Linked DNA regions of Homo sapiens: region 1 is linked to region 2. Evidence: chromatin contacts called from ENCODE Hi-C or POLR2A ChIA-PET data. All regions are on one chromosome and are shown on one strand. The core of a region is the stretch at or near the end of the contact, and the rest is flanking DNA. Distances in the headings are between cores, read along the strand shown. Region 1 overlaps KCNH3 (potassium voltage-gated channel subfamily H member 3). Region 2 overlaps SPATS2 (spermatogenesis associated serine rich 2).

Region 1 (3,700 bases), core at 282-2,781, 43 kb after region 2:
GGTTGGTGGGGCAGCCCCTTTGCCTTGTGAACCTCAAGCACTGTTGACCTCTGAGCCTTCAATGTTAGAGAAACTGGCAGACTGCCTGGAGGCCGTCTCACCCCACTACCCCTTGGTGTCGTGCGGGCAGGGGAGTTTGGTGGTGAAGACCAGCACTTTAATTTCGACGCAGCCAGGAACTGGGTTTATATCCTTGCTCTGTCAGCTTTCTAGCAGTGTGAATTTGGCTTCTCTGGCCCCAGCTTCCTGTCTGTAAAAAAATGGGTTGATGTTTACGTTATATAATGTAACTGAAAGCCTTAGCCCAATCTCTGGCTAACTGAAGGGATAGAGGGCTGGGGATCCAGGGGTGAAAATGTCTCCAGGCCAGGGAAGTGGACAAGGTAATGAGCTCCTAGGAATGTCCATTTGCCTGGAGGACAGAGCAAGGGACAGGCACAAAGAACAACTTTTTGAGGGGAAGGAGAGCACTAGGCAGTGTGGCTGAGGGCTGCTGGGTGGTGTTTTCCCTGCCCCTGGAAGTTTGGGCAAAATTCAGCACCTTGGGCAAGGCCAGAAGAGATGATCCTAGGAGTCAGGTCCTACCAGGTCAATGTGCTCTAACTGGGGCAAGGCCTAGACCCCCAAATTGCCTATCTCCTCTTACCAGCCCCAGCTGATAACCCCATCCTACTACCCACAGAGAGCGGCCTGCTCACTGTTCCCCATGGGCCCAGCGAGGCAAGGAACACAGACACACTGGACAAGCTTCGGCAGGCGGTGGGTGAGGGGGAAGGTGGAGGTGAGGGGGGCACCAGGGGAAGGCACTCCATGGCTGACTCCATTCTGACCTCGCCTCCTCCCTCCCCCAAAGGTGACAGAGCTGTCAGAGCAGGTGCTGCAGATGCGGGAAGGACTGCAGTCACTTCGCCAGGCTGTGCAGCTTGTCCTGGCGCCCCACAGGGAGGGTCCGTGCCCTCGGGCATCGGGAGAGGGGCCGTGCCCAGCCAGCACCTCCGGGCTTCTGCAGCCTCTGTGTGTGGACACTGGGGCATCCTCCTACTGCCTGCAGCCCCCAGCTGGCTCTGTCTTGAGTGGGACTTGGCCCCACCCTCGTCCGGGGCCTCCTCCCCTCATGGCACCCTGGCCCTGGGGTCCCCCAGCGTCTCAGAGCTCCCCCTGGCCTCGAGCCACAGCTTTCTGGACCTCCACCTCAGACTCAGAGCCCCCTGCCTCAGGAGACCTCTGCTCTGAGCCCAGCACCCCTGCCTCCCCTCCTCCTTCTGAGGAAGGGGCTAGGACTGGGCCCGCAGAGCCTGTGAGCCAGGCTGAGGCTACCAGCACTGGAGAGCCCCCACCAGGGTCAGGGGGCCTGGCCTTGCCCTGGGACCCCCACAGCCTGGAGATGGTGCTTATTGGCTGCCATGGCTCTGGCACAGTCCAGTGGACCCAGGAAGAAGGCACAGGGGTCTGAGTACCAGCCCTAGAACTCAGCGTTGCCAGGTGTGCTGCCATCTGCTGTTCGGCCCAACCTCAGAGTGAAGGCAGGGTGGCAGCCTCCCCACGGACTCCATGCGGCCCGCTGGCTCAGGGCAGGGAGCCTGGAAGCAAAGGAGGACCTGGCTCCTGACTCTCAGAGAGGATAGGCTGGATCCCTGGGGCAGGCCTCTCCTCGGCCTGCTCCTCTGACCTCCCGGTCTCCCTCTGCAGGCTGGGGGCAGAGGCCTGAGGACAAGGAAGAGCTTTGCCATCCCCTGCATGTGCCCCTGCCTCTACCTGTCCCCAAATTTTTATATTAAAAAAAAAAAATAAAATAAACTACTTTGGAACCTGGTGCTTTTTATTTACAAAAGAAAAACAATAAAAGAAGAGTCTGAGGCTAATCAGCTGGAGACACAGGAGTGAAGGTGGCAATGGGGGGTAGGGTTGTTTTTAGAGAGAGGAAGATGGGGAGGGGCTCTGGATCTAGGGAAGCCTGAGGTTCTCAGCCTCTGCTGGCTTCACAAAGGCCAGCCCTATCCTCCCTCAAAGGCTCAAATCAATGGCCCGCAGCTGAGCCTCCCACTGCCCAGGTTTTTCCAGGAGCCTGAGTTCCCAGCTCAAGGGGGCTGGAGTGGCAGGGGAAACAGGCCGGAGAGGGCCCACGAGTCCTGCCACCACTCCTCACTGTGGTGTGATCTTGGCAGCCTCAGCCCTGATGAGGGCAATGAGGTCCTGGTTGATAAGGAAGACGAATCGCAGGCTGGCGATCTGGGTGGGAGACAAAGGTGGCTTAAGACAGAGGTGGCACCAGGACCAAGTTGGTGTACTGGCTCACCACGCCTAGGTCTCATCCTGGCCTTCCTGCCTCCTCCCCAGCTCACCTCCACCACAGAGTTGTTGCTGAGGCGCCATTTGGAGCCACAGAGCACCGGCCGTCCATCGATGTAGATGGGCCGTCGACCCTCATTGGCAATGAAGAAATCACCGTTGTTCTTCAGCTTGATGACACCTGTGGAAGCAGAAAGAAAGAAGGGATGATGGGATGGGGAGGGATTGATGGGATGGGGAAAGGCCAGAGAGAGCCAGGAGCTTCCATGGACCAGCTCTGCTTCCTGCAGACACCAAGGAATCCCTGCCTCAGGTGGTCCACGAGGGTCCCCATGGACACCAAGCCCAGGGCTAGAAAGGACAGCGAGAGGCTGGGAGGGACGACCTCACACTGCTTCCTGCTGGGGCAGGGGGTGGGGGATACCTTGTTTCCGGGATATCTTCCAGGCCGGACCCTCCAGAGACAGGTCCACATCAATCTGGTTATCCTTGGTTGCTCTGCCCAGGGTGATCTGGGGAAATGGGGCAGGTGAGGGCTGGGACCTGAAGAATTGGGGGAGTAGGTCTATGCAGGCCAGAGAAAGATGGGAAACCAAGGACTACGCAGAGAAAGGCACTGACAGAGGAAGCAGCCTAAGAAGGGCGGGGATGGGCCTGCCTCACCTCACGCGAGCGCATCAGGTACCGCACCATGCGGCCCCGCAGCACTGCCAGTGTCTGGTTGTCGAAGTCCGGAGAGCTCATGCCTGGGAGAAGAGGGAGTTTGGAAGAGCCTACCCCTGAGGGCCAGAATGCAAGGCAGGGAACCAGGGCAAGGTTTATAAGGGAAGGGGGTCGGGGCCTGGGAAACGAGGGTCTCCCCAGCCAGGCAGCAACAGGGGCACAGGCTGGGGCGAAGGATGCTGAAGAGTGAGCCTTCTGGTGCCCAGGCCTCCTCACCTGTGATGCTGTCCACTAGCACCTGCCACTTATGCAGTTCCTGTTCCAGCTGCCGAATCTCTCGCTTCTGGCGCCGGTCAGCCACCATCAGCTCTGGGGTGAGGTGGGGTGGTAAGGAGGGATGCTCTGAGGCCACCAGCACCTTGTACTGGTCCTCTTGATTCTGGCAGGAGCTTCCATCCCCTCACCACCCCATGAGGCCATACTTACCATGTTCCAGGACCTCATCTCGCATGTCCCTGAGGGGCAAGAAGAGAAGGAAGATTTAGGTCCACCTTCAGCTTGCCTGTTACTTGGCTCATTAGGGCATCCCTGAGCCCCTTTAGCCAAGTGGCCTGGAAGGTGGTACATCAGGCCTTGGCCCAGCCTCCTTCTCTGGGGTTGGGCTGGGGATAAGGGTAAAGCAGCGGAGCCTAAGAAGGCCCCAGTGGGAGGGGAGGGGGCTCAGCCAGGGGGGGCCAAGCACCAACGG
Region 2 (3,715 bases), core at 189-2,688:
TACAAAAAAAATAGACGAGCGTGGTGGCGGGCGCCTGTAGTCCAAGCTACTCGGGAGGCTGAGGCAGGAGAATGGCGTGAACCCGGAAGGCGGAGCTTGCAGTGAGCCAAGATCGCGCCACTGCACTCCAGCCTAGGAGACAGCGAGACTCCGTCTCAAAAAAAAAAAAAAAAGTATGTGAGTACATACATGGTTAAGTAAGTAATTTCCACACGGACTTTTGCTTTAGCACAGCTTACTAAAAAATGTGTTTTGTAGCTTGCTACTGCCATCTGCTGGTTCTCAACTCTTAGACGTCTACAATTGGTGTACTGCTGCAATGTACCAATATTGCAATATAAAAGGGAATTGGGTCTATTTATTTTATTTATGGGAAAATCTTAAAATATTCTTTGTTGAGAGTAAGACATCAGAATTTGTATGTGATCCATACAATATTATTTTTTAGTATGCTTTTAGCAAACAAACTCACTGGTCTTTCTTTACTATTAATAATGTGCTAATTTTGTATTTGAGTTTCTGATCAAACTTTTTATTCCTTTGTCATCTTTTCCTAGTTTAATGGATCGAGAAGTGGCGTTGCTTGCTGAAATGGACAAAGTGAAAGCTGAAGCAAGTAAGATGATTGATCTTTAATTAAAGCTATTACCTTCATAAATAGTAGGTACCTACTTCCCAACCCTTATAACAAAAGTTCCATATAAATACCATAATAAGAGTTTATATATTTAAATAATCTTAAGCAGTTGCACTGTACTGGCATATGAATCCTTTCAGGTGAAATAACTTTAAAGAGCCTGTTTTAAAAATATTTCCAAATCTTAATATTTTGAATGCAGAGTTCAGTGTATAAGAGACTGCATCACGGTATCTGCCACCAGGTTTTTATTTTATTTTGTTTCTTCCTCTAGTGTTTAAGCAATTCCACTGGGATTTTTTCTACTTGGAAAAAAACCTTTAGCATAATCAGAGAAGACTTCATTAGGTTGCCTACGATTGTATGTGTATACTCCTATCATTACCTATCTCAGAACTTTCTTTGTTTTCTCAGTTTATAGAACAGTCTTCACTCAGTGTCTGTTATCAATGGGTAGGGGAAAAGTTAGAGAATTGAGGGTTCAAGATACCAGGTTTCTTGAAAGCTTACTAAAATAGATTCTGGAGGAATGAAGTCTAACTTTGGTGATTTGTGGGGTTTTGTACAGAAAAAACAGATACCTATTTTTTGATCATTTCTGTTAAGTGTTAGGTTAAACATACACAGCTACACGAAGACAAGGGAATACCAACTGCAACTTGTACAATGGCATTGATTTGAGGCATTTCGGTGGCAGGTTTTATCTTCCTGCATTGAACGCCAGATTAATTATTAGGAAAGTTGTTTATTTTAACCCACCCCCAAACTGGTAAGAATAGAAATGCTGGGCTAGGTCGAGATCATGACTCACAGTTAAATCACTTGTGTGTGTGGTCACGGGCCAGAGGATGCAGCTTTGAAGCACTGAAATGACTTCAGCTTTGGTCCATTTTAACTTGAAAATTTGAGAATGTAGCAGAGATGCCTTCCACTGTTTTTCAGAGGTGAGATTTCATTACATTGAGCAATATATTTTGAGTTTCTAAATTTGACATTTCAGTCCATTATTTTATCTGTATATTCTCTTTTTGAAAATGGAAATGCAGATAAACTAAAACCACTAAGAAGACATATTTCTTAGTTTTGAGAAGAAGGTCCTTTTAGGCCAGGCGTGGTGGCTCACGCATATAATCCCAGCACTTTGGGCGGATCACCTGAGCCCAGGAGTTTGAGACCAGCCTAGGCAACATAGTGAAACCTCGTCTCTACAAAAAATAAGAAATAAGGCTGGGCGCAGTGGCTCATGCCTGTAATTCCAGCACTTTGGGAGGCTGAGGCGGGCAGATCACGAGGTCAGGAGATCGAGGCCATCCTGGCCAACATGATAAAACCCCGTCTCTACTAAAAATACAAAAATTAGCTGGGCATGGTGGCACACGCCTGTAGTCCCAGCTACTCGGGAGGCTGAGGCAGGAGAATCACTTGAACCCAGGGGGCAGAGGTTGCAGTGAGCCGAGATTGCGCCACTGCACTCCAGCCTGGCAACAGAGCAAGACTCCATCTCAAAAAAAAAAAAAAAAAAAAAAAAAAAAATATATATATATATATATATATATATATATATATATATATATAAATCAGGCATGGGGTCATGTGCTACATGTAGTCCTAGTTAGTTGAGAGGCTGAGGTGGAAGGATCACTTGAGCCCAGGAGGTCGAGGCTGCAGTGAGCTGTGATTGCACCACTGTACTCCAGCCTGGGCGATAGAGCAAGACCCTGTCTTGAAATTAAAAAAAAAGAAGGTGCTTTTAAGAATATTAATACATCTTTTATATTAATAGAAAATTTTGGCCGGGTGCAGTGGGTCACGCCTGTAATCCCAGCACTCTGGGAGGCCGAGGCGGGCTGATCACGAGGTCAAGAGATCAAGACCATCCTGGCCAACATGGTGAAACCCTGTCTCTACTAAAAATACAAAAATTAGCTGGGCATGGTGGCATGCGCCTGTAGTCCCAGCTACTCGGGAGGCTGAGGCAGGAGAATCACTTGAACCCAGGGGGCAGAGGTTGCAGTGAGCCGAGATTGCGCCACTGCACTCCAGCCTAGCGACAGAGCAAGACTCCATCTCAAAACTAAAAAAAAAAAAAGAAAAGAAAAGAAAATTTCAGATAGCGAGGCTAATGTAACAAATTCCCATCACTCAGCTTCAACCAATTATCAATTTGTGGCCAATCTTATTTTATCAAATTCAGAGCTCAAAGTTTTACTTAACTTCATCAGTTTTATATCTTTAGCTCTTTTCTCCCTGAAAATCCTGGTTCTCAATGATATTACTCATTTACCAATGCTATCAAGAGTAATTACTCATTTACCAGTGCTATCAAGAGTTGCTTTTTGTTTTTTACATATTATAATTTTATTAAGTAACTGATAGGTTTGTAGTATTTCAATCTTTTCCAGTGTTGTATAATTAGGTCCTATGAGTTATCTGTTACGTGTAGAAAGCTTTTTATTCACCTCATTTTTGCCATTTTGAGAGCTATAATTTTGTCATAGAATCACTGAATGCTAGAGCTGAGAGAAACTGAAGTTGATACAAATGGCAAATAGGTTTTATCTTGGGACCTAAACCAATAGATCATTTGTAACTGTTGGGCTTTGGCGTTAAGAAACTTTTGTAGGCATGCTCCTGACTCCTGAGAAAGTGGGCCCTGATTGATTAGTGTGACTTGGGTCTAGGCAGCCCATGTGTGCATCTCTGTGGCAGTTGGGCTGAGTAAACTTGCTAAATACATCCAGCTCTCTGTAATACCTGGTGTAACTCTTTAAAACTTCTGTTTTTTTCTGACGTGAATTTGGCTAATTCCTCAGTGTGTTACAGGATTCTATGTATATCAGTTAGGGATTGAGTTTGACTACATGGAACAGAGTGGCCTAAATAAATGTGAGTGTCCTTTTTTCTCAGAAAATGAAAAGTACAGAGGTAAGCAACCCAGGGCTGGCAGGACATTTCCCAGATGACATTAGGGACCCAGGATCTTCTGTTCTTCTGCCCAGCCATTCTGAGAGTATGCTTATGGTCAAAAGACAACTCCCTAGGCTCCAGTCGAGAAGGAGTAAAACGTTACATGCTAAG

Evidence for each region. Hi-C counts contacts between places; a loop is a spot of excess contacts on that map. ChIA-PET counts read pairs that join two places held with the same protein, here RNA polymerase II (POLR2A). Pooled maps may share reads with other maps.
Region 1: a loop to region 2 is called in a map of endothelial cell of hepatic sinusoid, with 10 times the contacts of the local background. The contact joins two enhancer-like sites. A Hi-C loop is called at or near these places in 6 of 168 maps with a recorded cell type or tissue (PC-3, PC-9, breast epithelium and 3 more), 1 of 37 single-sample maps with no recorded cell type and 12 of 50 pooled maps. POLR2A ChIA-PET finds 5 or more read pairs at or near these places in 14 of 52 experiments (A549, A673, AG04450 and 11 more).

What each region holds. Positions count from the first base shown.
Region 1 is chr12:49,556,501-49,560,200 of GRCh38, forward strand. It overlaps KCNH3 (potassium voltage-gated channel subfamily H member 3), which reads left to right. Exons shown (of 15, transcript NM_012284.3): 14 at 683-759; 15 at 854-1,837. The coding sequence ends at 1,453. MCRS1 (microspherule protein 1) reads right to left here. Exons shown (of 15, transcript NM_006337.5): 10 at 3,439-3,467; 11 at 3,229-3,321; 12 at 2,953-3,035; 13 at 2,714-2,801; 14 at 2,343-2,470; 15 at 1,799-2,229. The coding sequence ends at 2,143. Among named protein-coding and RNA genes, the nearest start is that of MCRS1, 9.8 kb to the right of the region's middle. Within about 2 kb of position 1,532, at least 2 of the 41 ENCODE cell types and tissues checked have a DNase peak (open chromatin) inside an H3K27ac peak, as active enhancers do.
Region 2 is chr12:49,513,998-49,517,712 of GRCh38, forward strand. It overlaps SPATS2 (spermatogenesis associated serine rich 2), which reads left to right. Exons shown (of 14, transcript NM_023071.4): 10 at 558-616. Among named protein-coding and RNA genes, the nearest start is that of KCNH3, 23 kb to the right of the region's middle. RefSeq lists a silencer at 1-8. Within about 2 kb of position 1,439, at least 3 of the 41 ENCODE cell types and tissues checked have a DNase peak (open chromatin) inside an H3K27ac peak, as active enhancers do.